Regions from separate parts of the Homo sapiens genome. Here region 2 is linked to region 1. Evidence: chromatin loops called from intact Hi-C (ENCODE). Cell type or tissue: CD4-positive, alpha-beta T cell. All regions are shown on one strand. Links, peaks and the distances in the headings refer to the core of each region. The heading gives the core; the rest is flanking DNA. Region 1 overlaps FOXP1 (forkhead box P1). Region 2 holds the start of LOC124906248 (a long non-coding RNA gene).

The links. Peaks named below come from ENCODE experiments on the same cell type or tissue, not always from the same donor. Only the 100,000 strongest peaks of a DNase experiment are listed, where the experiment ranks them.
Region 2: a loop joins it to region 1, with 1.9 times the contacts of the local background. A loop is called at or near these places in 3 of 110 quality-filtered maps.

What each region holds. Positions count from the first base shown.
Region 1 is chr3:71,382,228-71,397,935 of GRCh38, forward strand. All of the region lies in intron 3 of FOXP1 (forkhead box P1), which reads right to left. Among named protein-coding and RNA genes, the nearest start is that of FOXP1-AS1, 100 kb to the left of the region's middle. RefSeq lists a silencer at 8,051-8,345 and enhancers at 10,026-10,105, 15,449-15,708. In CD4-positive, alpha-beta T cell, for the core only: no CTCF peak of the experiment used is centred there; DNase peaks (open chromatin) are centred at 7,984 and 8,114; H3K4me3 peaks cover 675 bases; H3K27ac peaks cover 1,948 bases.
Region 2 is chr3:71,330,686-71,346,393 of GRCh38, forward strand. The region is part of intron 4 of FOXP1 (forkhead box P1); the gene reads right to left. It overlaps LOC124906248 (a long non-coding RNA gene), which reads left to right and starts at 7,245. Exons shown (of 4, transcript XR_007095957.1): 1 at 7,245-7,334. In CD4-positive, alpha-beta T cell, for the core only: no CTCF peak of the experiment used is centred there; no DNase peak of the experiment used is centred there.

The DNA.
Region 1 (15,708 bases), core at 6,946-9,445:
TGGCACCCCTGCACTCCAACATGGGCGACAGGGACCTGTCTCCAAAACAAGAAAAAAGGTGGGGAGGAAAAAAAAACAGGTCAATGAAATAACCATTTAAGGCTGTGTCCCCAGCATCTTGTCCTCTAAACTACTTCCAAACGGGACCAACTGACATATGGGAAGTCATGGGATTTTGCAGAAGTTGATTGCACCCCAGCTCCAGTGGCGGAAAACACATGGCCTAAAACATGCCAACTAATATATTCCATCTCCCTGGCCACAGGGAGGGTGGTATGTGGCAGAAACAAGTCCAACTAGAGTTTCAAGAATTTTTCTGAAAATCCTAAGAAAATATTCCCTTTTCCACTCTCCTGCTTCACATGTGCAAGGAAATCTACAGCTTGACAGTTGCTAGGAATCATCTTAAGACTGCAAATAGGGCCACTCTGAAGATAAGCCAACACCATGAAAAGCAGAGCAGAGAGCTGGATCAAGTCTCTCCTGCAGCCTACCTACTAAGGACTTGCCAGTGACACTCTTTAAGCCTGCCTTTACTGGACTTTCTGTTGAGTACAATCAAACTCATCCTAATTTAAATACTGAAAAACACCAGGATAACATCTTCTAATCCTTTGACGGCATCTTCTAATCCTTGGATGGCATCTTCTAATCCTTTGACGGCATCTCCTGGGGTTTGGGGATCCCAGGCCTTGGGAGCCACTGTTCTGATGAGAAATACATCTTACATATTTAGGTGTGGGTATGAGAACTTGAAAAATAACCAATAAGGGTGCACTTCAAGCTTGGTAGATGTTTTTCAGAGTTTTTGTAACACCAAGTCAGGAACATCACTGTGAAAACTATGAAAGATAACACCATCAGGAAACTGCCTGATGTTCCTCATCTAATTATGAGATACCCATGCTGGCTGACATTATTATGGTAAACTGACATGAGAAGATGGGCCAGCTCCAGGTGGCTCTCTAACAGCAAATGCTTTCCGCTAGCTCTGCATCAAACAGCACCACTTTACCCTTTCTTTGGCATCCTTAATTTCTAGGGGAAGGGGAAGAATTCATTATCAGAGAAGACTCGATTAAAGAATGACATATAAAGTGTCAAACTTTACAAGGAAGACTGCATAACCAATGGCAACAATAAAATGCTGTGAGGCTGAGATTTTGGTTTTGGGCCCTAGGATTTAGGGCAGACATTGTTGGTCTAGTATCAGAAAATAAGTATCAATGAGAAAATGTTGGTATTTAGGGCATGCACTTTGAATCAACCTATTTGATTAAAGGGAAATACATGAAAAGAATAGAGGGTGGCAGGTCCAGTCAAAATAGGTAAAACCTTAATATGTCTTTTTCTATGCAAAGTAGCTTCAGTTTTTGCTACATTTATGGGAGAGAGAGTGGAGGGAGAAAAAGCAGGGGTGTCTGTGCACATGTACTTAACTAAAAAGATCATTTTACTAGTCAGCTCATCCTTGACACATCGCTTGAAACATGGAAGACCAGGCCCCCTTGAACCTGGTTTGGAAGGAAATGGTGAGACAGAAAGAGAAAACTAAATTGCCGTTTTTAAGAAACATGAGTTGGTAACAGAAACCAGAAGAATGAGAGGTGAGAAGATAGATAAAAGAGGGTAAGTCAGGCAATTTGGAGGTCATGATGTATAGAGAAAGCTCTTCAGAGACAACTATGTATGTGCAAACATACAAGGCTGGCGGGCGCGGTGGCTCACGCCTGTAATCCCAGCACTTTGGGAGGCTGAGGTGGGCGGATCACCTGAGGCAGGAGTCCCAGACCAGCCTGGCCAACGTGGTGTAACCCTGCCTCTACTAAAAATACAAAAAAATTAGCCAGGCATGGTGGTGTAAGCCTGTAGTCCCAGTTATGTGGGAGGCTGAGGCAGGAGAATCGCTTGAACCCCCAGAGGTGGAGGTTGCAGTGAGCTGAGATCGCCCGTTGCAATCTGGGCAACAGAGTGGGACTCCGTCTCAGCAAAACAAACAAACAAACAAACAAACAAACCAACAAACAAACAGGCTGTTAAACATCCTTCCAAATTTCTCTGATGCAAACTTCCTCCAACTCCCTAAACTTCCACGGTCTGTGTGAGCTGTGTGGAAGGAAATTGTGGAAAGAAGCTAATTTCTAACTCTGAGAGAAGAGAGAAAAGCAACGGAAACAAGGAATATCAAGAGTTCTCTAACAAAAATCCACCACGAAAACAAAGCCTCCAGAAATGCTCATTGGAATTCCCACAGGGTATAAGATAAAAGTTCAAGCCAATTTTATTAGAATCTCAAAAGTCAAAGTGACCTCAGCTGATAAATGACTTAAAGCATTATGACAAAGCTCTCAGTAATGTGGCCAATTGGAGACTCTCAGAAGAAATGTGAACGACATTCTGAGTTGACACTGGTATGAGGACCTGCAGCATCTTATCACATATATTTTCCTAAAACAATTGTCACCAACTGTAAAGGGTTCAGGTGAATTTCATATCACTGGCAGTCTGAGTGGTGGAGTGGGTGGCAATGAAAGCTTTTTAATTTTAAGGTGTTCCAAATAACTCTAACCATTTAGGAAATGGCCATGTAAGGAATTAAGAAGTAGAAGCTTAAGGCTACTAGCATGGGAAGGCAATTTTTGTCAGGGTGACACATTTTCTAGAACCCTGAAAGGAAATCACTTAGTGGTATCTTGAAAGAAAAAGAAACGGGCACTCTCTCAGCCCTTCAATCAACAACACAAAACAGACTTGAGCAATAATACAGCATTTCTTTGGCTACAGGAAAAACAAAAACAGAACACAACACAACATCAGTGACCCTGAAGTGTGTGCTGTTAACCTTCTTAGTAATTAAGAAGGGGCACGGGAAAAGGAAGTAAAAAAAAAAAAAAATCCTAACTGCAATCCTTCATTGGCAAAAGCAATGCTTCTCATATGCATTTCGGCAGATGAATGGATTTGCAAAGGAGAGACATACCAACCCAAATGAAAAGTTAACACATTTACTGACCACACTGTCAGCCCTTATTTCACAATAGAATGGTAATCTTGCTGAATTCTTTAAAACTGTATTATAAATCACCTAACATTTACTAGAGCATTTAAAGTTGCCAGGCTTCTGTGGAGGAATGCATTTTGAGGGGTATAAAATTCTGCGTGTTGGCCTGAACCACACGTACACAAAGTAAACCCCATTTTCCCTCTACTGCTCTCAAACTGCAGCAGCAGGGAGCAGAACCTGCCCCAATCAGCTGCTCTGGGGAGAGACTGACGCCTACCCCACTCTTCCTCTCCCCACTTGCTGAGGTGGGAAAGGCTCCCAAGAATACATATGTGAGCATAAGAGAACAGCGCATGCTCATGAATAAGATACATATACAAACACACACAGTAATACATATGAATGTATATAGGAATACATATATAAATATGTACATGAATATGTATACAAACATGAATATGTATAGGTATGTGTCTGAAGCATGGCCTACAAATCTGTCATCTCCAATGTGCAGAAAGATTTTTCTTTATCTCCTAAGACTGATTTATATCGTGGTCTCCTTCTCCAGCCACTTTCTTTTCCCCGCACCTCTCTAAATGTACCAGTCTCACTCTTTCTACTGGCTTCTGTGGCTTCAGATCCACATCTCCAGCCCTGACTATCTTCGTAACCTCTAGTTCAATGTGTATTTCATCACCTTCCAAAAGACTCTGCCTGAAATTAACGTCTGCACCTCAAGCCACATCCAAACCTCAGCTCATCCCTTCCCAGCCTGCCCTCTCTCCTCTTCCATTAGCAAGGGATAAGAATACCAACTCCATTCTCCCAATCATCTGTCTTTCACACCAAGTACCGCCCAAAACGTTAAGGATTTTGGGACCTCTCCATCACTGCCTTTCCAATCTCATCAAACACTCAACTGCAGACTGTAGTTGCCGCTCTTCAGAACATCACAATTTCCTCCTATCTGGGCTCCTCACTACATTGCTTTGAAATATGACAGATGAATTATCCCAGAGCACAGTTCTGACCAGAGACTCCTCTGCTCAAAAATCCCTGGTTGTGCCCACTGGCAATAGAGTCAGTCCTCAAAAGGCTGATTCTTAAGCCACAGAGTCTAATTTGAAATCTTGGCTCCATCTGACCATTGCGTGCCCAGGGTAAGATCACATGACTTTTCCAAGACTCAGTCTTCTCATCTCTGTTAACTACGCATAATAATAGAATCACGCCCTGTGCGGTGGCTCATGCCTGTAATCCCATTACTTTGGGAGGCCAAGGTGGGCAGATCACGACCTCAAAAGATCAAGACCATCCTGGCCATTATGGTGAAACCCCGTCTCTACTAAAAATACAAAAAAATTAGCTGGGCGTGGTAGCGCATGCCTGTAGTCCCAGCTACTCGGGAGGCTGAGGCAAGAGAATCACCTGAACCCGGGAGGCAGAGGTTACAGTGAGCCAAGATGGTGCCACTGCACTCTAGCCTGTTGACAAAGCAAGATTCCGTCTCAAAAAAAAAAAAAAAAAAAAGAATCACCTTCCTTGGAAGCTTATTACCAGTAAAATAATACAATGAATTGTCAACCACTAAGCTTGATGCCTTGCCCATAGCAAATGTTATCTGCCATTAGTATTTAATATTAATATTAATTAATGTTACTGAATTCTTTACTCCTTAACTCTGAATTTGAGGTTCTCCATCTTACATCAGCTACCTTTCCAACCTACTAATATTTTCTCTTTTCTCCTCTATGAGCTCTGTGTACCAACCAAAGGAATTGTTCATTGCTCTGAGCACCAAGATTTTTAGACTTTGTTGCTTATTCACCCAGCTGCCATGAGCCAGAAATCCCCTAACCCAAATATCTAATGTTTATATTTTCAGCAAGCTCTAGCTGAAATGCTTCATGACGGTAACAAAATATCTTATTTCTTTCGACACTTTATTCCTAAGGACAGAATTTGAATATGAACTTTTGCTTTTTCAAAGTTGCCTACATAAACATCAGAATAGGGCAGGAGGTACTGGAATCAAATGCTGGTCTCGTGCACACAATGGGGCATAGTGCATCTCTCAGAACACCAAAGTCTAAAACTGGGTTAATAACTTCATCACCTTGAAGTCTTCCACCATTAGTTAGTAAATATATCCCTTTTTCTTGATTAACTCAATATTGTATTGCTACAATTGGAATAATTAAGGATTTTATAGCTAAGACATCTAAAATTGTATTTCTTTCTCTTTCTCATTATAAGTAAGGATTTCAGATGTTTTAATGAGCCATCATAACAAGTTTTAGCATCAGTGAAACCACTTCACACCTGAATGACTTAATATTGTCTGTAATCTGTCTCTTTGAATTCACATTGGTTTTTTTCCATAAAAATGTATCAACTTCTTGCTGTGCGTATGAACGAATGCATAACAATTCTTAAAAGCGATATATGCATGTGTGATGATTACACATTATAAACTCAATAACCACACCCATGTGTCATCTTCAAATGGTATTTATTAAGGACCCATGTGTTCATGCGGCATGACACAAACAAAGTCGTTGTTCAATCCAGCTTCTATTTATTTCAACGTCTAATGCTCTTAAGAGAATGGGTGGTTCTCTGTTATTGAAAAAAAGTTTGTAACTGTCAAAACAAGAAACTGACTTGGTTATAGTCAGAGGCTTACGATGCCAATACCAAACCAATGCCAGAACATATAATAAAAAGAAAAGTTCTGTCAATTTTTCCCGAAAGTCTGTTTCTATGCATTACCCATATATCCAGCCAATTCAAAAGGGATGAAAAGTAAAAATTCTCTGCTGTAATATAGCCAATGCAGCCAGTGGATTTCCTTTTCTAACTTTATTTTTTTTAATGTCCTGTAGACTCATCGTAAATCATTTCCAATCTAATTCTCTGGCTTCCCAATTTTAACTGTCGGCCTTATTTAAAGAATGGCCTCTATATTTAACAGATTCCATATCCATTCTGAGAGCTAGTAAGCTAAAAAAGATGTTCTAAATGCATCATTCAACTGCGTGACTTTTTAAGCAGCTTAAATGTTAAACGGCCCAATTGTCTTACCTAGCAGTGATTTGAAAACTATATAGATGGCTTTCTACTAATGAAGAAAATTATAGTTTAGTGCACGTTCCGCAGCTCGCCCTTCTAGGTTTCAGGTGAAATGTTTTTATAGCCGTGTATTCTCTAAATCTACCCGAACATGCATTACTTCATCAACATCAGAAAACATAAGAATTCAAAATTAACGTTAAGTACAAATTTTCCTTTTATCTGAAGATACACATTGTAACACCGGTTATTATTTTTTTAACCTGTTGACTATTAGGGCTTTTATTAAAATGAAAAATTAAATGAAGTTTCCTAAAGCACAAGGTAACACTTAGTTGCTTTCAAGGGTGCTCAAGGGAGAAAAAGGGAAGAAGAAAAAAACATAGTGGCAGTTACAACAAATTAACAACATATAATAAAAATGCCATAAACATGCGGCATACATAATAAATCTAATCAAGTCTACAAGGCGGACAGATAAAAATGATTAACTGCCACTATCCTTGAAAAGAAAAGAAAAATTTTGTCCCTAGCTATTCATCACAGCTAATGTTCTGACCCTAAATCTAACGTGTAGAGCGAATGGTCTTTATAGTAACACACTGTACCAAGTAGAATGGCCTTTTCACTTCCTATTTTATTTTCTGAGAAATCGAGATAACAAAAATGTCAGAGCTACTTTTTAACTAAAGGTGTGGCTTTGGGAGGATGTTAATAAAGGTTCTCAGAATCTTTATCTCTATCATTAGAAATTTTTAAATAACCAAAAAAAATTTAGTATTTGTGTACTGATAGGACAAAAATATTACATATCTTGAGGCAACATTCCATCACTTTTTATTGGCTGACTGCATTCATTTCCTGATTCCGATATGGTGCAAATTCAGTGAGGCCTCCAATCAATTAGGACTCCATATGCTATATCTGTAAGCGGCGGGGGGGGGGGGGGCCGGGGGGGGCGGGTTATAAATTTCACCTAAAGGAAATGTAGGAAAACTGAGGCTTTCCTACAAGGGAGGGTCTGTGGCTCACAAAGGCCTGCATCACTTTCATGAGCGACACCTGCGTTCCTCTTGGCACAGGATCATCTCGATAGGTAGCAGGTTTATGACTGCTTTGCTTTTATAAGTGCTGTTGCAGTAAGGGTTACCTGAAGTGAGGATGAACACAACGACGTGTACAAAACAAATATAATAAAATAAATTAAATAAGGTGGAAAAAAACTGAAGTGGTTCAAATGAACAAACTCCTACTTGCTCCTCAAAGAAAACACGAAGAGCTTTCAGAAACATCTCCTCTGAGAGATGCAAGAGAATATGAGTAAATTACAACAATTAAAAACCATTAAAGATAGAATAATTGAGAATACCTGTTTAGGTAACAATGACTTTCTTGAATGCCTCATAACAGAGGTTCTATTTTTAATCACTTTTTTTGCAAAAACTTGCATAATTTAATAATAATTGTGGATTTTTAATTTTTATACATCCACAAGAACATAAAGTGAAAACCATAAATTATACTGACTCCAGCTGTTAAATGTTGGCATTCTGTCTTTAAAAAAAAAAAAAAAAGTTCAAAAATCTGTTTCCTCAAACCAAGGAAATGTGGGAAAAGGCCATCCTGCCAGTGGAAACCTTCAGCAGCAGAAAGCTCAGGCTGCGGTTTCTTGCCGAGGCAGCAAACTCCACTGAAAGAGAAGTCGCTGCCAACTCAAATACTATTTGCTTTCACACCCAAGAACAAACTGTGTGCATGGCGAAGGCATCGAAGGGCTCGGAGCAGCTGGAGAGGACTGCAGAAAGGTAACAGTAGTGTCAGAGCTACTGTAAACTGGTTCTCACTTTTCTATCAGCAAGTTAGCATCCAGGAAAACAACGCAATGCCTTCACCTTGCATCCCAGCAGCCCTAAGTCAGGACCTGCTGTAACTCAAAACCTCCTCTTTCTAAGTCAACAAGCCAAGGGACTTTTCAGAAAAAGAAAAAATCACCCAGACAAAAGAAACACATACTTCAGCAGTGGGATTCTAAGGGCCAAGAGGTTCAGGCTTGAAATGGAGTCATGAGGAATTTCCATATCTCAGTGCGACATGCAACCCACCTTCTCTGTAAGCAGGAAATGCAAAGGAAGTGTTCACTGCAACTTTGTAAACCAAAGGCAGAAAGCTCTGCCAAAGCAAATATCCTTACTGCAAGGCTTCTGCTTAAAAGGTCCTGCAAGTTACAGTTGTGCCTCATGGATGGGCGTCAGTAAGGATGTGTGTGTGTGTGGTGGGGAGGGGGGTTGGGGGGGGCAGTCAAGAATTCTATAGGAAGAGAAAAACAATCCAAGTCTCCAAAAAGCGAAAGGTTTATTCCATGATGACATTCTGTTCCAGTTTCAAGTAAACAAAGGCCAACTTCTTGCAGACATGGCAACTTCTTGCAGACGTGGCCCAAGTTAAAAACGGTTAAATAAGAAAGATTTTAAAAGTTCCTTTGTGCATGCTGCTTTGAAATAAACAGTTCAAATTCTTGTGCAGTGCCGTGTAGTCAGGAAGAGATGAGCCCCCCATCTGAGACAAGCCTCACGTTATCAAACTCTGCCCTCCCCAGGCCTGGCCTGTTGCAAATCCAGAATTAAACACTGTTAATTATTTGCAGGCAAAATCCTTTTCAAAGTAAAAAATCAAATTGTTTGTTCAAAAACTCCTGCTCCATCTAAGTTCCCCCTCCCGCTGAACATCATTACTTCAAAGAGCTCACAAAAATGTCATGGCCTCCAAACATGTATATGAAGGAAATGATGAATCTGTATGAATGGAAGATCTAAGTATTCTCCACTTGTAATAATAACACTCACCTAAAACAAAAATATCACATATTTCCAATTCTAGATTGGACTTTGTCAGGTTTCAATATTAAGAGTCAATTTTATTGACTTCCTCCAGTTTAAATTTAGAAATCTTTTTCTTACTGTCTTAACCACCCATGCCTACTTGCCCCCACTACAAAAAGTTTCATGGTTTAGACATAGGTTGAAAAATCTGCCTAACTAAATAAACAAAGACTGCCTTTCTTTCCAAATAAAAATGAGTTTAAGAATTTGCCTACTGTTCCCCCAAGACACAATCATATAGCAAATTCTCCCACCTCCAAAATGATTGATGTGATGTCTTTCCTTTCTTTCATCATTCCCTACCTTGTCTGGTCGCTGGTGAAAACCAGGAAGCCACAGACACACACTTCGGTCTTTCGCTTGTGCGGGCCTCAATTCTCCAATGCCAGGTTGCTGCCAATGTCCTTGCAGCCAATGGTAAACAGGCCACAAGGTTCAAGTTAACTGCGGAGCGTTACTACACTGAACATCTGGTCATGAATGAACGGATTGCCCACTAACTCTCAGCATTGGGCAGCTGATGAAAAATTCAACATTTTCCTTGTTGGCACAGTTGTTTTGGAGAATTCTCTAGAGCTTCCTGAATTATATTAAGAAAATTTCACTGCAGCAATCTATATCTGTGAGAACAGCTGGTGTTGAAAGGGATCTGCTGCTCTCTCTCTGTGCTGGGGGACCTCATGTTGGATCAGGACACTTTTACTACATTTGTCCTTGAAAACTTAGCCTTCGTTCAGGGGTACAGGGTAAAGCAGGAAAGACAGCTCACGGATGCTGGATTCCACACAGACGAACATCTTAATTCAGAGTGAAAAATCTATTACTCAGTGAAGAAGGCATTAAGATCAAAACAGTTCATTAGAAATAGACCTGTCTCTGAATTTTCTTTAGAAAACATATCTAATCAAAATTATCGTTGGGTTATGATATCAGATTGGTCCTATCAGCATGGCACATTTCCTAAAGATTTTCAGTAGAAAATAATAGTCCTTTATAAAACTCAACTAGATGCAATGTGTCCAAACATTACTTTTTCACCACATAACTGATTTTAAACTCAGCAAAGTGTTTTATTAAACCTAAGGGTGAAACAATTAGAGCAAATCTGATGTAATATGTTACATTATACTCAGCACTGGAAGAGGTCACAGTGACAGAGGTGTCTGAGGCTTAAGAAAAGAAATTCTCTAAAAATATAACAGTCGCGTTTAAAGAAATTAACTTGTTAATGGATATATGTGATATATTACTATTCTTTTTGTTTAAAAAAAAGGAAGTGGTAAACTTAAGTCAAGCTAAATTTAGGCTATTATCTATGCAGCATAAATTTCACTTCTGTGTATAAATGCTAACTTGCATATTTCTCCATGGTAACTAAACTATGATTAAAACAACAGTGAAACCAGCCTTTAAAGCCACCTGTTTAACTAGGAACAACCTAATTTACAAAAATACTTAAACTTTGGAAATTTCATGGGCATCTATATCGTGCTCTTCCCAGTAGAAAGCTCACTTTTCCATGAACATATAATTGCAATGCACTTGGCCTAGGTCGCAATCATTCTTTTTTTAACTAGTGTAATTTTTTTCATGTATTGTTCACGCTAACCTAAGTGGTATTTAAGATTGTAAAGAATAAGACTGTAATAACTCTTTCCAAGAAGAAAGTTATTTTACCGTTTGGAAGGGATTAATTTACCTAGAAAGTATCTTCACATTTTACAAAAAGAACAAATGAAAAAAGTGAGAAAATTCCAAACTGAAATGACTCTTTGAGATGGCAAGCCACATTCAAACTAATTTTTTTATTGAGATAGCCTGATAATTTACTAATGAAGAAATGGGCTATTTTATTGGTGAAATTAAAGAAATAATTATAATATGCCCAAGAATAATAAAAATGTAGGTATAAGCAATATTTTCTTATTTAATTATAAAACATAAAAGTAGGTTTGAATGTGAATCATTTTGAAACCTTAGAATTGGGTTTAGAATTTAAATACTGAAAACCCCATGAAGTTGAAGCATAATCATAATAGGTCAGGTTTGGTGTGAAAATCATGACTCATATTCATGACACATATTCAGAAATGCCTCATACTAAAACTTTATTATAATCAAAAATTGATCCTCAGTTTTTTTTTGTCTCCTGGTCTTTACATGATGTAATGTCTAAGACCACATTTCACACTGTTAAGTAATGATGACTATAGAAGACTCATAATAAAAAAAAAACTCATAAAATGTCACAATTTATAATTTTATGTATACTTGCCTCTCTAATATCATGTACATTTACGCAGTGGATGCTAATTAGATAACAACGGTATTACTATAATGTCTATAAAACCTGCCTTTAAAACCAAATTCCGTTAAAAATAGTCTTTTCAAGCTGACATAGCCCATTTCCAGGGTCATATTTAAAATAATTAGCACCATTGCTAGTAAATGTTCTAATAAAACTTGAAAATGATTTCTAAGCAAAATGCAAAATTCTCTAAACTTAACAAGAAAGTCTTCCAGTAATCTGAGATAATCTTTTGAAAGGGTGTCTGTGAAATCAAAGCAGTTTTAACATTTTAAAGTTCAGAATCTCTAGGGCCACTTACATGGCTCCTGAAAACTACTCTTGGAGAACCTGACCTATGGACTCTCTCATCCCATCTGATTCTTTTTCATTTTTTAAATTTTTTGTAGAGATGGGATCTCACTGTGTTGCCCAGGCTGGTGTTGAACTCCTGGGCTCAAGTGATCCTCCAGCCTCGGCCTCCCAAAGTGTTGGGGTTACAGGCATGAGCCACTGCACTCAGCCCCATATACTTCTTTGACACATACAAATGTCTGCGGAGCAGAGCAAGAGTTTCTGAGAAGCACATGGAAACAAAAGCCAACTATGCCTGCATCAACAATGTCCACTAAAAGAGCCCCAATTTCCAGAAGAGTCACCAGCTCCCAAAGAGCAGAATGTAAATTGTTCATATGCACCAGCCCAACTCCAAGGCAATCAGCAGTTATTTTTAGAAGTCCCGGATTTTTGTTTTCTCAGAACAATGATGAGTCCTCTTTAGAGATACGTTTTTAAAACCAACAGTCAACTCTCCTTTTTAAGCCTCCCCTATTTCAAATCCAATTCAGCTATTGGACAAAAAATCTAGAAGAAAGAATTCCATAGGCAGTGGTCATTTGTTCTTAAATACATCCCAGACCTTAGAAGAAAAGGTCAAACAGGTTATCTGTGAGTGTGAAGCAATGCCTAGGAACCAATGAGGGAAAAAGGTAACTATACCCACCATGAATTTGTCTGCTAGGTTTCTCCCGGTAAGATATAAAGTCTCTTCAATGGATCAAAGATGCATTTTTATAGTTTTAAAAATAGACATTTTAATAGATAAGATGATCAAATTGAAGGGTCATCAATAATAGCAACTTTGTATTTTGTATATGACTTTGCATTTGTCAGGTAGCTGCCATTTCATCATTATACCGACCCTTGTGTCAAAGGTAGTGTCAGTCTTACAGATGGATGACTCTGGAAAAACTAAATGGCTCGTCCCAAAACTGCTGGGATTTGTTTGGGGACTCCAATTCCAGTGCTCCTTTCACTATTATGGCTCTTAACGAAAGAATTGAACTGGAGGCTGGGCGCGGTGGCTAACGCCTGTAATCCCAGCACTTTGGGAGGCCGAGACGGGCAGATCACCTGAGGTCGGGAGTTCGAGACCAGCCTGACCAACATGGAGAAACCTCGTCTCTACTAAAAATACAAAATTAACCGGATGTGGTGGAGCATGCCTGTAATCCCAGCTACTTGGGAGGCTGAGGCAGGAGAATTGCTTGAACCCAGGAGGCAGAGGTTGCGGTGAGCCAAGATCGCGCCACTGCACTCCAGCCTGGGCAACAAGAGTGAAACCCCGTCACAAAAAAAAAAAAAAAAAAAAAAAAATTGAACTGGATAATCCAGACAAAACCATCTACTTCCCCCTAGTTAATATCTGGAGACTGTTTCACTGATTCTATTATTTGGCTCATGACTGAACAGATTCCTAGTTCCCTTTTAGCATTAAAGTAATAGGTAGAAGAATAAAGCTCGGCGTCTTGCGACCCTGGTTTCCAAAGTCTGTAAGATCAGGCCCCAACTAGTTCTGCTGCCTTGAGTGTTTCTGCTCTCCATCTTGTATGCCTTTTTTCTGTTCCTCAGACCCACCCAGTTCATGATACCCCAGGGTCTGAACACTGGTTGTTCCCTAAGTCTGGAATGCTTCTCTTCCAAGCTGCTCCTGGCTGCCTCCTTCTTGCCATTCAGACCTCAGCTCAAAAGTCACCTCCTCTGAGAAGCCTTACCTGGGTACCTCATCTAAACTGGCCCAGGGGCACTCCTTATTTCATCATTCTGTTTTATTTCTCTGCACAGCACTTTCCTCTGATACTGTTCTTTGTTGTTTGTTTAGTATCTGTACCCTACTAGAATACCAGCAACACAACAGCAAGGTTCTTGGCAGTCTTGTTAACAGTTATATTCCCAGTACGTACAACACTGCCTGGCACACACAAAGTCTTCAATAAATAATTGCTAAATGAATGAATGAATCATATCCCACATCATATCGGTCTCCAATAATGTATTCTCCTCTTTATAATGTAGAGTCCTTTGATATGGTCAATGTTGCGCAAATTTCCTGTAATTAATGGGGGGGTTGGTTATGAATGACTTGGCTATATTAAAATATATTATAAATGCTCTGCAGAAAAAAAGACTGGTTTCTTTAATGATATATCGAATAAGAGGCATCTTTGCACCCACCAGGAAACAGAGATGGGTTACAAAAATGCAAAGTTTAGTTACACAATTCCTTTCCATATTAATTAATCATCTAACATAAAAGAGAAGGCTTAAAGAAGAGCAGCTAGAGCCTCATTCAGGAGGAGGGATAGGGCAGAGCTGAGTCAAGTCTTAGAGTTCAGTCTAACTTGAACTCTGCTACCGGACTACACAGAACCTTGAGTGCTGGAACAGTAGAGCATCAAAGCAGGGCAAGAATCCTGAAACTTTTGGAGCTGCCACAGAGAGCAGGAAGCTCAGTAAGTGTCAGGTGTAACCAGGAATGTGGTGCCCGATGATTGCAACCATACCTAGCAGAAATGCAGTGCTCAGCCCTAAGACGTGCACCTGGGACGTTAGTTTAATCAACTCAAGTCTAGGAAGCAGACACACTATTATCATCTCCATTTTGTAAATGAGGAAACTGGGCTTGGAAAGTTTAAGTAACTGACCCAGTTGCAGAGCCAGGATTTGACCCAGGAAGTCTGAGTCAAAGCCAAGCTCTTAACCCACAGGCTTGTCCCGTGGGAACAAGCTTCCTACCAAGCACTAAACAAAGACTCCTAAAGGAGCCATGGTCAGCTAAGATCAGGCCTAAAGCAACCTACCTTCAAGTAACACAAATTCCAGTTCAGACTGACTACATAATTTATGGGGCCCGTGGCATAATGAACACTTGGGACCCCTTGTTCAAAATTTTAAAAAATGTTTAAGAAGACAGCAACAGCAGAGCATTAAACCAAGTGTGGGTCCCTTCTAAGCGTCAGGTCTTGTGAGATTGGGCATGTCTCACACCCACGAATACAGCCCTGATTCTAAGTGTTTTATTTCTCCGAAACTTTACTCCCTGTACTTCAACTGTATTCATCTCCGTATAAGGTTCAATGTATGAGTCATAAGGAACATATATATGTGTGTATATATATATATATACACATATATATATGTGTATATATATATATGTGTGTATATATATATATGTGTATATATATACACATATATATGTGTATATATATATATATACATATATATGTGTATATATATATACACATATATATGTGTATATATATATACATATATATGTGTATATATATATATACATATATATATATGTGTATATATACACATTTAAATGGAACCAGCAGAGTCTAGGCAGGGTTGGAAGCACGTGTACCTTTCCCACTTTATATTTTAAATTGTCTAAGCCATCAAGTGGCAGTCCCTGGAATTGCATGAAGAGAGCTTAGGAGGCAAAAACCCATTCGGAAGGAACGAGATCTAACTGGATTCCAAAGTTCCAAACTTTAAGAAAGTTGCAAAAGAGCCATCTGAACTGCTCCACAGATTATGTGGATGAGCATTTATAATCTGGGAACGTTTTATCTGGATGGATTTTGCTAGTTTTTCCAAGTGATATCCTGAATGTAGGTATTGCTGCCTGCGGTTCTTTGGATTGTTCAACAAATACTTTCCAAATGTACATTATGTGCCAGGCAATGCGACGGGCCTTGGGGCCAGTTTTTGCCTCTGTGGAACTTACAGACTGAACACTGGGAAATAAATGTTAAACAAATGATTTTACAAATAGACATATAATTACAATGTATGGTCAAGTCTACAAGAGCTATCAAGTCTGCAGTACTATGGGAGAAAACAATAGGAGGACCCCATATTTTCAGCTGAGAGGACAAGGAAGGAAAACCCCACCAAAGCTCTCACTGATTTCACAGAGTTAATCTAGAAACCTTTGAAGTCTTCAACTTATACCATTTAGAATAATTTCTCCATCTACACTGGAAAAGGCAGGAAAGTTCCTATGTCTAGTATAATTCCAGGTCCCAAGCTGTACAGACAGACCTAATCCTACAGTTTAACTGTTCTCCGTATAACATTTTACAGGGATGCAAGGGAAGGAGGGAGAAGGTAGAGACAGG
Region 2 (15,708 bases), core at 5,451-7,950, 53 kb before region 1:
TGCAGTAGTGGAATATTATGCAGCCATTAAAAATAAGGTTATGTGGCAACATTTAGTGACATGGAAAAATGTGCTTGATAAAGCCTCAGGTAGAACTTATATTACAAAAGAGAGAGGCAGAGTTTGCAGAAGCACAGTTTTTGAATCTTGCTGAGTCCCCACATAAAAACATACAGAGCAACTAGAGAGCAAAACCAAAAATCCACAAGCAAACAAACATATAAGAAAATCAGGCCAGGCACAGTGGCTCCCACCTGTAATCCCAGTGAGAGGTGACAGCGTGCTGGCAGCCCTCGCAGCCCTCGCTTGCTCTGGGTGCCTCCTCGGCCTTGGTGCCCACTCTGGCCGCGCTTGAGGGGCCCTTCAGCCCGCCGCTGCACTGTGGGAGGCCCTTTCTGGGCTAGCCAAGGCCGGAGACGGCTCCCTCAGCTTGTGGGGAGGTGTGGAGAGAGAGGTGTGGGCGGGAACTGGGGCTGCGCAGGGTGCTTGTGGGCCAGCGCGAGTTCTGGGGTGAGTGGGCTCGGCGGCCCCGCACTTGGAGTGGCCAGCTGGCCCGCAAGCCTGGGGCAGTGAGGGGCTTAGCACCTGGGCCAGCAGCTGCTGTGCTCAATTTCTCCCTGGGCCTTAGCTGCCTCCCCGCGGGGCAGGGCTTAGGACCTGCAGCCTTCCATGCCTGAGCCTCCCCCCTCCCCACCCCCCGCCATGGGCTCCTGCGCAGCCCAAGCCTCCCCGACAAGCGCCGCTCCCTGCTCCACGGCACCCAGTCCCATCGACCGCCCAAGGGCTGAGGAGTGCGGGCGCACGGCGCGGGACTGGCACGCAGCTCCACCTGCGGCCCCGGTGCGGGATCCACTGGGTGAAGCCAACTGGGCTCCTGAGTCTAGTGGGGACTTGGAGAATCTTCACGTCTAGCTAAGGGATTGTAAATACACCAATCAGCACTCTGTATCTAGCTCAAGGTTTGTAAATACACCAATCAGCACCCTGTGTCTAGCTCAGGGTTTGTGACTGGACCAATCGGCACTCTGCATCTAGTTAATCTGGTGGAGACTTGGAGAACCTTTATGTCTAGCTAAGGGATTGTAAATACGCCAATCAGTACTCTGTGTCTACCTCAAGGTTTGTCAACACACCAATCAGCACCCTGTGTCTAGCTCAGGGTTTGTAAATACACCAATCAACACTCTGTATCTAGCTAATCTAGTGGGGAGGTGGAGAACTTTTGTGTCTAGTTCAGGGATTGTAAATGCACCAATCAGCACCCTGTCAACATGGACCAATCAGCTCTCTGTAAAACAGACCAACTGGCTCTTTGTAAAATGGACCAATCAGCAGGATGTGGGTGGGGCCACATAGAGAAATAAAAAGCAGGCTGCCCGAGCCAGCAGTGGCAACCCGCTTGGGTCCCCTTCCATACTGTGGAAGCTTTGTTCTTTCGCTGTTTGCAATAAATCTTGCTATTGCTCACTCTTTGGGTCCACACTGCCTTTATGAGCTGTAACACTCACCGCAGCTTCACTCCTGAAGCCAGCGAGACTACGAACCCACCGGGAGGAATGAACAACTCCAGACGCGCCGCCTTAAGAGCTGTAACGCTCACCGCGAAGGTCTGCAGCTTCACGCCTGAGCCAGCGAGACCACGAACCCACCAGAAGGAAGAAACTCCAAACACATCCGAACATCAGAAAGAAGAAACTCCGGACATGCCGCCTTGAAGAACTGTAACACTCACAGCGAGGGTCCGCGGCTTCATTCTTGAAGTCAGTGAGACCAAGAACCCACCAATTCCGGACACACCAGCACTTTAGGAGGCTGAGGTGGGTGGATCACTTGAGGTCAGGAGTTTGAGACTAGCCTGGCCAAAATAGTGAAACTCTGTCTTGACTAAAAATATAAAAATTGGCCAGGCATGGTGGCACGTGCCTGTAATTAATCACAGCTACTCGGGAGGCTGAGGCAGGGGAATCACTTGAACCTGGGAGGTGGAGGTTGCAGTGTGCTGAGATCATGCCACTGCACTCCAGCCTGGGCAACAGGGCAAGACTCTATCTCAAAAAAGTAAAAAATAAAATCAAGTGACCAGTGTCACTTTGAACACTGTAATACAACAGATGTGGAAAAGCTAAGACTAGCCTCAAGTCCTACAGAATAGTAGCACCTAGGTGGGAAGAAGCAGAGGGCGGCAATGCAGCAACGGAAAGAACTGAGAAAAAGAACCCCAGTATTGCCAATAAGTACTAAATGGACAGTATGGTGAGCCAAGTTTAAAATAGCAGCTGAACTTAGGGCTGTGGGGTATTTCCCGTTCCAACAAAGGGTCAGAGCAAAGGGCCCGTATTAAGAAAAGTCTGCAGAGCTGGGAGGAGTCTAGTGCTTATGAACTCTCAAAACTGGGCTGTGAGGTCTCCATTCTAGCATAGGACTCCACACTGAGGAAAAACTCCTGGCAACAGAATCAAAATCAAAAAGGACAGAGAAAACCAAGAGGAAAGATAAGAGAAAGGCCTCCCCAAAGTAGAGAAGAATACAGTAAAGATATTTTAGAAAGCATGCCAGTAGCCAAGTAGTAGAAAGTAACCCAAAAGAGAGAGAGCTCTAAGGAATTAGAAGATCTCTCTTAATACAGCCACCCTGCTAAAAGTTCAGAAAAATCACTTTCACGTAAAAATGAGCAATATAAAAATTTTGAGGTAAAATTCTATACAAAGTGATAAAAAAAAAGGAACAGAATAACATCTTACACAAAATGAAAGCATTTATCAGACATGTCATTACTTGTCTGTAACCTATTACTTCAAAATGAGCTAAAAGACATTAAGAATAAGATATACGGCCTGAAAGAATTACATAAATCAAGCCACGTACAGTGGCTCACACCTGTAATCCCAGCACTTTGGGAGGCCGAGGTGGGAGGATCACTTGCACTCACGAGTTTGAAGCCAGCCAGGGCAAGATGGCGAGACGCTGTCCCCACAAAAAAATACAAAGAAATAGCTGGGTGTGGTGGTGCGTGCCTGTGATCCCAGCTATTTAGGAGGCTGAGGTGGGAGGATCGCTTGAGCCTGGGGGCACAGGTTGCAGTGAGCTGAAATGGCACCACTGCACTTCAGCCTGAATGACAGAGTGAGACCCTATCTTAAAAAAACAAAACAAAAGAAAATAAACAAAAAAGAATTACATAAATAAGAATTCGACTGGCTGAGAAATGGGGGAAGAAAGAATAAACTTGAAAAAAAGAAAAATCATTCTAGAAATAAGAAAATACACTAGAGGGACAGATAGCAAATAGATACAACAAATAACGCTTTAAAAAAAACTAGAAGGTTAAAATGAAAAACAAAATCAAACAGAAATTAAGAGAGAGAGAAGGATTTAAGGGAAAGTATCGAATACTGAAGACAGGTAAAGGAGATCCAACATATAGAAAATAGGAATCCCTGGGTCAGGTGTGGTGGCTCACGCCTGTTATCCCACCACTTTGTGAGGCCAAGGTGGGAGGACTGCTTGAGCCCAGGAGTTCAAGACCAGCCTGGTCAACATGGCGAAATTCTGTCTCTACTAAAAAGACAAAAATTAGCCAGGCGTGGTGGCACATGCCTGTAGTCCCAGCTACTCAGGAGGCTGAGGCATGAGAATCGTTTGAACCTGGGAGGCACAGGTTGCAGCGAGCCAAGATCATGCTACTGTACTCCAGCCTGGGTGACAAAGCTCAAAACTAAAAGAAGAAAGAAAAAAAAGTAGGAATCCCTGGAGAGGAAAGCAAAGGAAGAAAATTGTCCAAATACCTAAAACTATAATTCAAAGAAACATTCCTGAAATTAAAAAAATATTCTGAAACTACATATTGCAAAAGGACCCTGGACACTGAAGCATATTTGCTCCAAATGACCGACACTAAGATATAATCTAATAAAATTACTGGACTTAAGACTTATTATGCCAGAAGAAAAAGGAGTAACATATTTAAGATATGCAAAGAAAAAATGTGAGGCAACATTTTTAATTCAGTAAAGATTGTGGTTTAAGTATAAAGAACACAGCAAACTGTTACGAAAATTCAAGAATTCAGGGAATACAGTACCCATGAGCCTTTTCCAAAAAATCTAACAGAAATGAAGTTTAGACAAAATGACTACAGACATTGACATAAGGACTGAAGAACTGGTACTGAGCACTGAACATACCTGTATTACTAAAAAGTACAATAGGGTTAGAGTTAAAAGGGGGAGAGTATCATATAAATGGCTAAATGTCCTGAAAATGCAAATCTAATACAACTATCAAAAAATAATGCAAAGAGTGAGTGGCTCACACTTGTAATCCTAGCACTTTGGGCAGCCAAGGTGGGAGGATCACTTGGGGCCAGGAGTTCAAGATCAGCCTGGGAAACCTAGTGAGACCCCACCTCTACAAAAAAATTAAATTAAATTAAATTAAAAATTAAAAATCATTAGCCAGGCATGGTGGCACATACCTGTAGTCCCAGCTACAACAGAGGCTGAGGTGGGAGGATCACTTGAGCCCAGGAGTTCGAAATTACAGTGAGCTATAATCGTGCCACGGCGCTCCAGCCTGGGCAACACAGCAATATCCTGTCTTCAAAAAAAAAAACATAATAATGGAGTTAGACTAGGGATAGCATATGTAATAAAATGTTTACTCTTCTTGCTAATCATAACTGGTAGTGGAAGTATTTAGTATTGTTATTCTAAGACTGTTGTGTGTAAGGTAGAGAAATAAGCAGATGGGCAATTATGGGATATTCTAATGCTACCATCCCCTTTGTTCTCGAGAACCAAAACTGTCAGCATGGAAGAAAGGAGATAAAGATGTAATAAATAGGAGGTTAAATAAAAGCCCTGTAATCCTGATTATGAAATGGAAATATCAGGATGAACTCATGAGGCCTGGACACACTCACAACAAGGAGCACTGTTAGCGCTAAGATAATTGTCTTGAAACACAAATTCCCACTAAAAGAAATGGGTTTCTAGATAAATGGTTGATTTCAATTCTCAGGTAAGAAATGTACAAGGTGGCCAGGCGTGGTGGCTCACGCTTATAATCTTAGCACTTTGGGAGGCCGAGGCAGGTGGATCACCTGAGTTCAGGAGTTTGAGACCAGCTTGGCCAACGTGGTGAAACCCCGTCTCTACAAATAATACAAAAATTAGCTGGACTTGTTGGCGTGCACCTGTAATTCCAGCTACTCAGGAGGCTAAGGTAGGAGACTCAGGCGGGGGTGGAGGCGGAGGCGGAGGTTGCAGTGGACCAAGATCGTGCCATTGCACTCCAGCCTGGGCAATAACAGCGAAACTCCATCTCAAAAAAAAAAAAAAAAAAAAAAAAAAAAAAAAAGGTACAAGGTGAGTCTGAAACATTCTGTCATAGCAGGGAGCAAAGAAGCTATGAAAGACCGTAGGGTCATATCAGAAGGACAGAGGAGCGAATGCAAAGAAGTTACACTCATGAAAGACAGACAATTTGATCTTCAATAAAAGTTTAAAAAATGCAATAAATTGAAATCTACTAACATGTTTAAATTTATAGTTTATAAAAACATAAAAAATTTTTAGTTTATTTTATTTTTATTTTACTGTAAGTTCTGGGATACATGTGCAGAATGTGCAGGTTACACAGGTATACGTGTGCCATGGTGGTTTGCTGCACCTATCAACCAGACATCTAGATTTTAAGCCCCACATGCATTAGGTATTTGTCCTAATGCTCTCCCTCCCCTTGCCCTCCACCCCCCGATAGGCCCCAGTGTGTGAGGTTCCCCTCCCTGTGTCCATGTGTTCGATAAAAACATGAAAATTTAATGGTTACTTTCAGAAAAGGAGAGCGAGTCAACTCATTATTTTGAAACTTAGTAAATAGAGGGAAAGAATTCGACATTTATCCTGTATTACCTAAATGAACAGTACCACTGGGTAACTAAAGAGTAGATGAAGAATAAAATTACAAAAGCATCCCAGCTAGTAAGTAGAATTAGAATATCACCGTGTTGCATCTCCCAGTGAATTAATGGATCTAGGCAGTAAGGATTAATGACCGTCAATATCACAAAAAGGAAGACAATAAGATATTATATCCCTCACAAATGAAAGAACACAACACCACCTAGAGTTGTGCTGAAGGGATCAAACATGAGCCTCTGGATCCAGCTTGCCAATGTGCAGGAGATAGAGAAGGCAGAGGGACATGTTGAACTGAGGATGCAATCAGCAACTTCCAGGCTCTGGGGAACCCTACAGCTCAGGGGGCCAGGGATCTCTGAAAGGTGGTAAAGTACAAAGAAAAGAAAGGCATAGACAGGAAATCTTCAGATTAAGAAACTTAAAAGACATATCAAACATTTAAAAAGTGGACAATATTAAACTGTGGTGTCTAAGGATGCACATGTAGGTGATCAAATAATTAACAAATGGAAATGATTATGATAAAAGTAAAAACATGAGTTGTTTTTGGAAAGGGCTGTGAGTGGAACAGGACACAGGAGAAACTTCAAGGTGGCTAAGTTCAATTTCTTGATTTGGGTGGCAAGGTTCCCTGCCTTAAAACAATTTTTATGTAAATATATACAAATACATATATATGAATGCAACTTAATACAGTAGCCACATATGGCTATTAAAACGGAAATTTAAAATTAGGTAAAATTTAGTCCCTCAGTTATACTAGCCACATCTGCAGTGCTCAGTAGACAATGGCTACCTTTTATACAGTATGGAAATAGGACATCTGGTTCAGAACTGATCTGTGCGCGAGCATGTGTATAGTTGGGAGTGGGTGGGTAGTTTTCTATAACTGTTCTACTTTATAAAAATATTGAAAGTGCAGGCCCCCAAATACATTACATAGCTATACATATATTATCTCAAATATAGAAATATTGGCTATTCTTTGAAGTAATAACAAAGGGCATATACCTTCCAGAAGATTGATCAATGATATGAAACCATTTTATGCCATGACACAGCAGGGACCCCAATCAGTCCAATGGATCTGACTTCCAGTTGCTGGTACATGGTAGCAAAAACTTTCATCTCAAGGATAATGTAGCTGTGATCAGAAAAGGTTAATAAGCTCTTCTCCATTATGGATTGATAACTAATCATTTCAATTATCATTAAACATTTATTAGACATTGGGAACAGAGAAGGCTATGGCAGAGTGGAGCAGCAGCATCCATGCCAGACAGACACTCCAAACAAGGGACTCAAGATATGTACCTCCGTTATACACAAGGAGGACGAGGAAGCGCTCGTTTCACAGGGCTGGACATCCTTAGGTCACAGTCATCATACCTCTGTACTGCTGCTGAGCTCATAGTAAGTATTAAGGAGGAATTTCCTCTGAAGAGATTCGAAAGAGGTGTACGAAAGGAAAAAATGAAAGCATGGCTTATGCTCTCATAAAATGTTTCTAAGCAGGATAAATGACATAAGAGAAATGGGAGGCTATATGTTCACACAGATCAAAGTGAGATCTGCAAAAACATGTGTTACATAAAGAGCAGAGGGCCTAAAAAGAAATTACTTAGAGGTCAAAACAAAGAATCTCAGAGAACAAATAGGTACAAAGGCAGGGGTGTCCACTAATCCTCTTCGGTTATTAGCAGGACAAGGGTCAGTGTTATAGAAAGTGGATAATTATGAGGGACGGATTTGAATAACCTAAAGAAAAAGGATGGAGAAACAAAACATCTTAACTACAAAATGCCTTTCCAACCCGAGTCTTTAATTATCCCAGGAGAGTATAAATTTTTTCTTTGAGACGGAGTCTCACTCTGTCACCCAGGCAATCTCGGCTCACTGCAAGCTCCATCTCCCAGGTCCATGCCATTCTCCTGCCCCAGCCTCCCAAGTAGCTGGGACTACAGGGGCCCGCCACCATGCCCAGCTAATTTTTTTGTATTTTTCGTAGAGGCGGGGTTTCACCCTATTAAGCCAGGATGGTCTCGAACTCCTGAACCCGCCTCGGCCTCCCAAAGTGCTGGGATTACAGGCATGAGACACTATGCCTGGCCAATATTTTTCTTTAAAATAATATAATGGATATAAAAACATAATGAGAAAAAAAATAGGACTACAGAACTTGCGATCCAGTGCAATAAAGAAGACACTAACAAAGGTGCATTAATGGTTAAAAGGTGTGGAAAAGCAGTAACTAAATTATACTTTGGTAATTGTGCAAGGTACCACACGCTAAGAAACACACTAGCTTTGAGTCAAGATAAAAGATGCCTATCTAGCAAAGAACACTAGGATGGTTTAAGGGGAAAAAGAAGAAAAAGAAAACCACTAACAGGGTCTAATTTCTCCCCCTATTCCATATCTGAGCCTTCTGATCTCAGAAAGTCCATCATATGTTTACTAGTGTCTGGATATGATCCAAATATTCTCTTCAGCTCTCTTTTACATTTTATTCTATCGAGAAAGATTTGGCAAATGAAATCTATTATGATGTCAAAAGGTAGCTGACAACATAAAATGTATCCTGCTGAGTTGATGCCGCACACGGCTAAATTTACAACAACACAAGTATCATAAAAATTATAAGAACTGCAAATTAACCACTGATTTCTAGTTCACTGACATAAATAATGGTAAGGACCTGGATAACTTCCAAACATCTTTACCACTGTTTAATTTGTCAAAATCTATCAAGAGCATTTCAACCACAAACCTGTCCTCTAAGGTACATTATCATTCCCACACTCAGATTAGCATTGGTGGCAACGAAGGAAGACTGTATAATTACTAGGGCTCCTGGAGGAGTCTCCTCTCCTTGTTGTAACTCTTCAGCGTATCAGTGTCTCACTCTTTCTTAAATACCATTCTTACTCTCAATTAGTTATTTAAGATCATTAAAAAATTGGGCTCTAATTTTGTAAGAGATGTCTCTCTGCTTTCAAAATTAGTCCCTCATTACAGCGTTAAGGTTCCTACTGGGCTCAAATTAGCAAGATTTTCTGTTTACTTCATATTTGTGAACCAGGAATGCTGGTAGCAGTATGGTACAAGAATAGTTAGCTGACGGCTGTTGGGAAACCCAGCAGGTAGGGAGGTAGCACATTGAAACAAAATGACAAAGACGATAATTCCTCTCTGAGAGAAAGTTAAGATACAGAATCACATGGCTTCTTCCACTAGCAATCCAATCTATGGACCATTCACATAAATGACAAGAAAAGAAAATGGCTTTAACATACATGTAAAATCTCTTCTGAAAAACCATGTTTCATTCATAGTGAATATACAGTCGTGGCTAAACTATTTTATTGCTCATAAACACCAAAAGATGTTTAACAATAATAAAAAGGCTGAAGAATTATTTCATGTCAAAGTAAATACCCTTTTAAACATCTTTAAGTGAGGAAGTATCTTTTGATGCATATGTGTATGTACCTGTGTGTGTGCATGGGTGCTTGCGTAGATAACCCCCTGCCCCCCTATTTTCCCACTGACATATGTCTAGAACAAATTTACAATACTGCTGAAAAGGAACAAATTAAGTGTTTGGCCATAGCACTGTTAGCAAAAATAATCAATCAGTAGCATCAGTGTCTAAGTAGAAACTATATATGTATTTGTGCAGAAACTAGACAGTTATAACTCTTTGATTTGTCCTAATACATTGAGTGTATGGAGATGTTTGACAGATACTAAGTAAATCTAGCATACACTACTTGTGCCCAAATTGGTTTATTTCACATTTCTGTATTTTGGGGGGAAAAGCAATTTCTGTATGACAGATGCACCTGGAGTTTGCCACGTGGCCTCCACACAGAAAGGGCTGTAGAGTCAGAGATTTAGCAACAAGAAAATTGCATTTTATTCTTATTTCTTAAAAAAAATAAAAAGCATATTTTTTCCCATGGAACATGTTTGTATTGAGTTAGTCCATGTCTACACAGAGTAAGTGAATAGTGGAGACGAAACAATGATCTGGGTAAATCAAAGCTCCCAGTCATCTGCTACTGAAGTTAATGTTGGTTTGGCCTCAATTGGACCCTACCAGCTGCCCACAATAAAAAAAATTAATATATTGATTAAATAAAGCCACCAATCCCTCATCTCTCTTTACCTGTGTAAATATGGCCTAAATGTCTCCATCAATGTCAGGGAGCCACTATAAAACTAAACTTTTTCAGAGAGTGTTTTAATTCTTAAACACTAAAGCTGAATGAAGTTCTGAGAGTGGGTAACATAAGAAGAGTTTTCTTTTGCTTGCTTTGAGAAAATCTTCACCTAAAAACAGAACCCCAAAATATATGAAGCAAAACTGACAGAGCTGACAGGAGAAATAGACAACTCCAGAATAATAGCTGGAGACTTCAATACTCCACCTACCAATCCTGGACAGAATGAGGCAGAAGATCAGCAAGGAAATAGAAGGCATGAACAACACTAGGAACCAACCAGGCCTAGGAACCAACCAACCAGACATCCATCCATAGCAACTTCCACCTAATGACAACAGAATATACACTCTTCTCAAGGACACTCTCCAGGATATACCATATTCTGAACCATAAAACATGGCTCAGTAAATTTAAAAGTATGTTATCCAATTACAAAGAAATGAAATTAGAAATCAGTAACAAAAAAATGTGGGAAATCCATAAACAAGTGGAGATTAAACTATACACTCCTATATAACCAACGAATTAAAGGAGATTAGAAAATACTTTGAGATGAATGAAAATGAAGACATACTAAAACTTATGAGGTACAGATAAAGCAGTACTCAGAGGGAAATTTATAGCTGTAAATACCTATATTTAAAAAGAAGAGGCAAGGCGTGGTGGCTAATGCCTGTAATCCTAGCACTTTGGGAGGCAGAGGCGGGTGGATCACCTGAGGTCAGGAGTTCGACCAGCCTGTAATCCCAGCTACTCGGGAGGCTGAAGCAGGAGAATCACTTGAACCCAGTAGGCGGAGGTTGCTGTGAGCTAAGATTGTGCCACTGCACTCCAGCCTGGGCAACAGAGTGAGACTCCGTCTCAAAAGAAAAAGAAAAACAAAGAAGAAAGATTTGAAATAAAATATTACTAGGATTTAATCAACTGGTTAACAGATCCACCAACATATCCTAGAGCTTGACTCTCCAGTCGTAAGACTGAACGACTTCTACAGCAATCATTTTCACTCAGTAAAGACAAAGGTTTGAAGTTGTATTATCTGGAATGTTTCAAAGTTATTTATCCATGGAAGCTTGTGGTAGAACATGCATGAGTCGCTTCTCAATGATTTCCTAAGTGAGGAAACTGAGATCACATAACAAGTTAGCCAAAAATACAGCTTTAAAACACAGGCTTCTGAATTTGAATCTTATGTTTTTTTCTGCTACATAACTAGTCTTATGAATTTAACTTTTTTGCCGCTTATCAGATTTACATGCTGCAAGCTACTAAATCTTTGGGTTACTACTGCCATTCTCTTTTCTAGATGTCCACATGAGGTTCCATGTACACATCAGGAATTAATTACAATCTATTTTACAAATCATTTCATAAATCAAGGATGAATCTTTATTCCTGAAATCACAAGGGACTTATAGGAAACCATGTGATGTGGTCTGAGAGACCTGAAAACTCAAACCCTATAAAGATAGTGGAACAGAGACCATATTATTCCTAGTCAAATGATCTAAGAAGGCAAAGCAGTGAAAAATCTGGATTATAAAAGCAAACAGGCCGCACATAGTGGCTCACACCTGTAATCCCAGCACTTTGAGAGATCGAGGCAGGTGGATCACCTGAGGTCAGGAGTTCGAGAACAGCCTGATCAGGAGTTCGAGACCAGCCTGACCAACAAGGTGAAACCCCATCTCTACTAAAAATACAAAAATTAGCCGGTCGTGGTGGCAGACTCCTGTAGTTCCAGCTACTTAGGAGGCTGAGACAGGAGAACTGCTTAAACCGGGGAGGTGGAGGCTGCAGTGAGCCGAGATCACGCCATTGCACTCCAGCCTGGGTGACAGAGACTCCGTCTAAAAAAAAAAAAGCAAACAGACCTTGATCCAAGTCTAAAATCTACCTCTTTCTTTTTTTAAATTTTGAAATAATTACAGACCACAAGAAGTTGCAAAAATAGTACAATACCCATATACCCTTCATCCAGTTTTCCCCAACGGTGACATCTTGTACAGCTGTATACAGTATCAGAACCAGGAAATTAGCATTGACATATTACTGTTAACTAAATGACAGATTGTATTCAGTTTGGGTTACTTCTTCTGTAACTCTAGGCAATTTAATAATAGGCAATCTCTCTGAGCCTCACTTTATTCACCTGTAACATGAAGGTGGTAAGAGGAGCTACTTCATAGTACTTACAAGAACTCAGTAAGATGGTGCTAGTATATTGCTTATAAAAGTAGCTGTCACACAGAACAAATGGCCAGATTATAATTATTAAACAAAACTTCTGGGATTTCCAGTTTGCTCTGACACTTTCCCTGAGGTCCTTCCTACTTCTCACTAACATAGAGATGGCATCTGCCACCATTTATAGTTTCATCCCAAAGGACAAAAACACTAGAAAAACAACAGAATGTAGCCTACTCTAAGGACTAAAAGGAAATGTAATTCAAAATTCCTCTTCTTATGTGCATACATTGATTTTTTTTTCTTTAACTTAGTGTTTCCAACAGTCAAATGACTCAGGTGCTACTGACGATGCCCTTTGAGGCCTCTAGGAGAGAAAGGACTGAACTAAATAAAATAGCTGGATCTTACACCAATATCTAAGAATAATCTTACACTTTAAATGGCTTTGTGTCCTTTTTTGTTGGGTTACGGGGCGGGGAAGATAAGTTCTTTTTTTCCCCCTACTATGAGTTTTTAAATCTCAATTAGATTTTTTTTTTTTTTTTTTTGAGATGTAGTCTCACTTTGTCACCCAGGCTGGAGTACAGTGGAGTGATCTCGGCTCACTGCAACCTCAGCCTCCTGGGTTCAAGCAATTCTCCTGCCTCTGAGACTACAGGTGTGTACCACCACACCTGACTAATTTTTGTAGAGATGCGATTTCACAAAGCCTAGACTGCTCTCGAACTCCTGACCTTAAGTGATCTGCCCGCCTTGGCCTCCCAATGTGCTGGGATTACAGGCATTGAGCCCATCACGCCTGGCGTTCAATTAGATTTTCTGAATCAAACAGATTAAATGCAAGCCTGGATCTACCCTGTCACAGTTTCCAAACCTACTGGTGTCAACACTAAGGAAAGCAGGACTCTTTAAGAGCCGGGTTTTTTCATTGGTCTTAAATAGATCTCTGTTTGGATATATTTTTTTGTACATGCAGCAAAGAACTACATATAGAAACAGTTCCAGGCGCAACCAAGGCCTTCCCATCTGGGCACTATCCCACAGTCCTGTTGGCCCTTGCCCTCAACCAGTTGTGTGAGTACATCCGCCATCTCTCTGGTTGTGGCATTGCATACGCATATCAGTACTAAGAATGTTCCAGGACCTTCCCTCCTTCACAGCTACGTTTTAGGGATACGAGTATTTAATTTATAATGAGGAAAGAAGAACTCTGCTAGAGTTTCCCCTAACCCTAAAATGTTCATACTTTGAGAATAGTTGAATGGAAAACCTTAAGGAATTTTTTTCTATCTTTTTTTCTATTCTTCTGTCGTTTTGCAAATTAGCTGCATTTTCAAAACTTGCCACCCACAAACAGTGTGAAACACTAGTGTCTGCTGTTTCTATCAACAGACATAATTTGGAATCAGTTAAAACGACAAATAATATGTCCACTAATCAGCCAAACAGCTAAAGTAGACATCTTTGGTCCATTTTAATACCCGGATTTCTCTTCTCCAAAAATCAGACCAAATAAGAATCATATTTGAAGCTGGGTACTGTGGCTCACGCCTGTAATCCCAGCACTTTGGGAGGTCAAGATGGGCAGATCACCTGAGGTCAGGAGTTTGAGACCAGACTGACCAACATGGCGAAACCCCCTGTGCACTAAAAATACAAAAAAATTAGCCAGGCATAGTGGCATGCACCTGTAGTCCAGCTACTTGGGAGGCTGAGGCACGAGAATGGCTTGAACCTGGCAGAGGTTGCAGTGAGCTGAGATGTGCCATTGCAGTCCAGCCTGGGGGAAAGAGCGAGAGTCCGTCTCAATTAAAAAAAAAATCATATTTGGATCATTTTAGCTCTGACTTCAGATTAGGGCAGGCATCTTAAATGAAATGATTTCCAGGAACATTACTTAGTGCTAAGATCATAGGAAAATAATTTAACAAATACAGAACTAGACACATTCTATACTGCATATATCAACTAACTAGTTTATAAGCCTTGGTGTCCCAAGATTCATTTGTAATTGAATCAAAGAAAATATTTGGGGATACAGGGAAGCAACTTATTTTTCATTTTATAAAATATACCAAAAAAGGCTGGGTGTGGTGGCTCACGCCTGTAATCCCAGCACTTTGGGAGGCCAAGGCAGGCAGATCTCAAAGTCAGGAGATCGAGATCATACTGGCCAACATGGTGAAACCATGTCTCTACTAAAAATACAAAAATTCGCTGGGTGTGGTGGTGCACACCTGTAGTCCCAGCTACTCGGGAGGCTGAGGCAGGAAGATTGCTTGAACCCAGAAGGCAGAGGTTGCAGTGAGCCAAGACTGTGCCACTGAACTCCAGCCTCAGTGACAGAGAGAGAATCTGTCTCAAATATATATACACACACACACACACACACACACACACACACACACACACACACACATATATATACCAAAAAGATCAAAACCTGGTTTCCTAACTGAATTGAAAAGATGCCTTTAGCTTTGTGGGCCACTATCCCTTGTCCAGTTCTAACTGCCTTTTTCTCAACATGAACATATGTTTCCCTTAAAATTACTTCTTTTTTCCTACCCTGGTGTTATGCAAGATCCCTGCTTATTTTGGCGATGAAAACAAAATAAGAAGAGCCACCCAGAGTTCTCCATTCCAAAGAGAAGAGCTTCCCAAGAAAAGCAAAGTTTTGCTGTTGTATTTCCTTTCAGCACTGCTGAGAGCAGGCGGCATTCTTCAGTGCAGAAATTCAGTGCAGATGGGGGAGCTGGTCCTGAAATACCTATTAGAACCATGAACAGCAGGTGCGGGCAGGGACTACCGATAGGCTATAGGTTTGAAATCAATAAAGTTTTTGTAAAAAAAAAAAAAAAAAAAAAAAAAAAGAGGAGTGAGGTGGTTAAGTAGGCCCAATATGCAATGAGACAAAGTGCTTTTCAAGCACAAAATATAAGGAAAGGAGAGGCTTGGTATTTCAGAGAGAGCCGAAGAAAAACTAAACTCTCAGACTGAGAAGGCAAAGTTTGACTTTATTTCTATGATCAAAATCCTCACAAAAATGGCCATAGGTCTAGGTGAAAGCTTTAAAAATTTGGGAGGGGCTAGCATGCTTATGTAAGAAAAACAAAGAGCAGCTTGCATATAGGATATTGGTTTCAATGAGGGAAGGCGAATGCCAAGAACAGTCTAAGAATTAAGCACTCACATAATAGATCACTGTGAGCAAAGCTCTCCTGCAGATGTTGGAGTTGGTGATCTAAGCCTCACACTTGGAAAGGTTGTGTGACTGGAGCCATGATATATAAAGTAAGACCCAAGCGCCAAAGTTTTGATTTAGCCAAGCAAACGTGGCTGTTTTTGTTGGGTGGAAGAGGCATTTT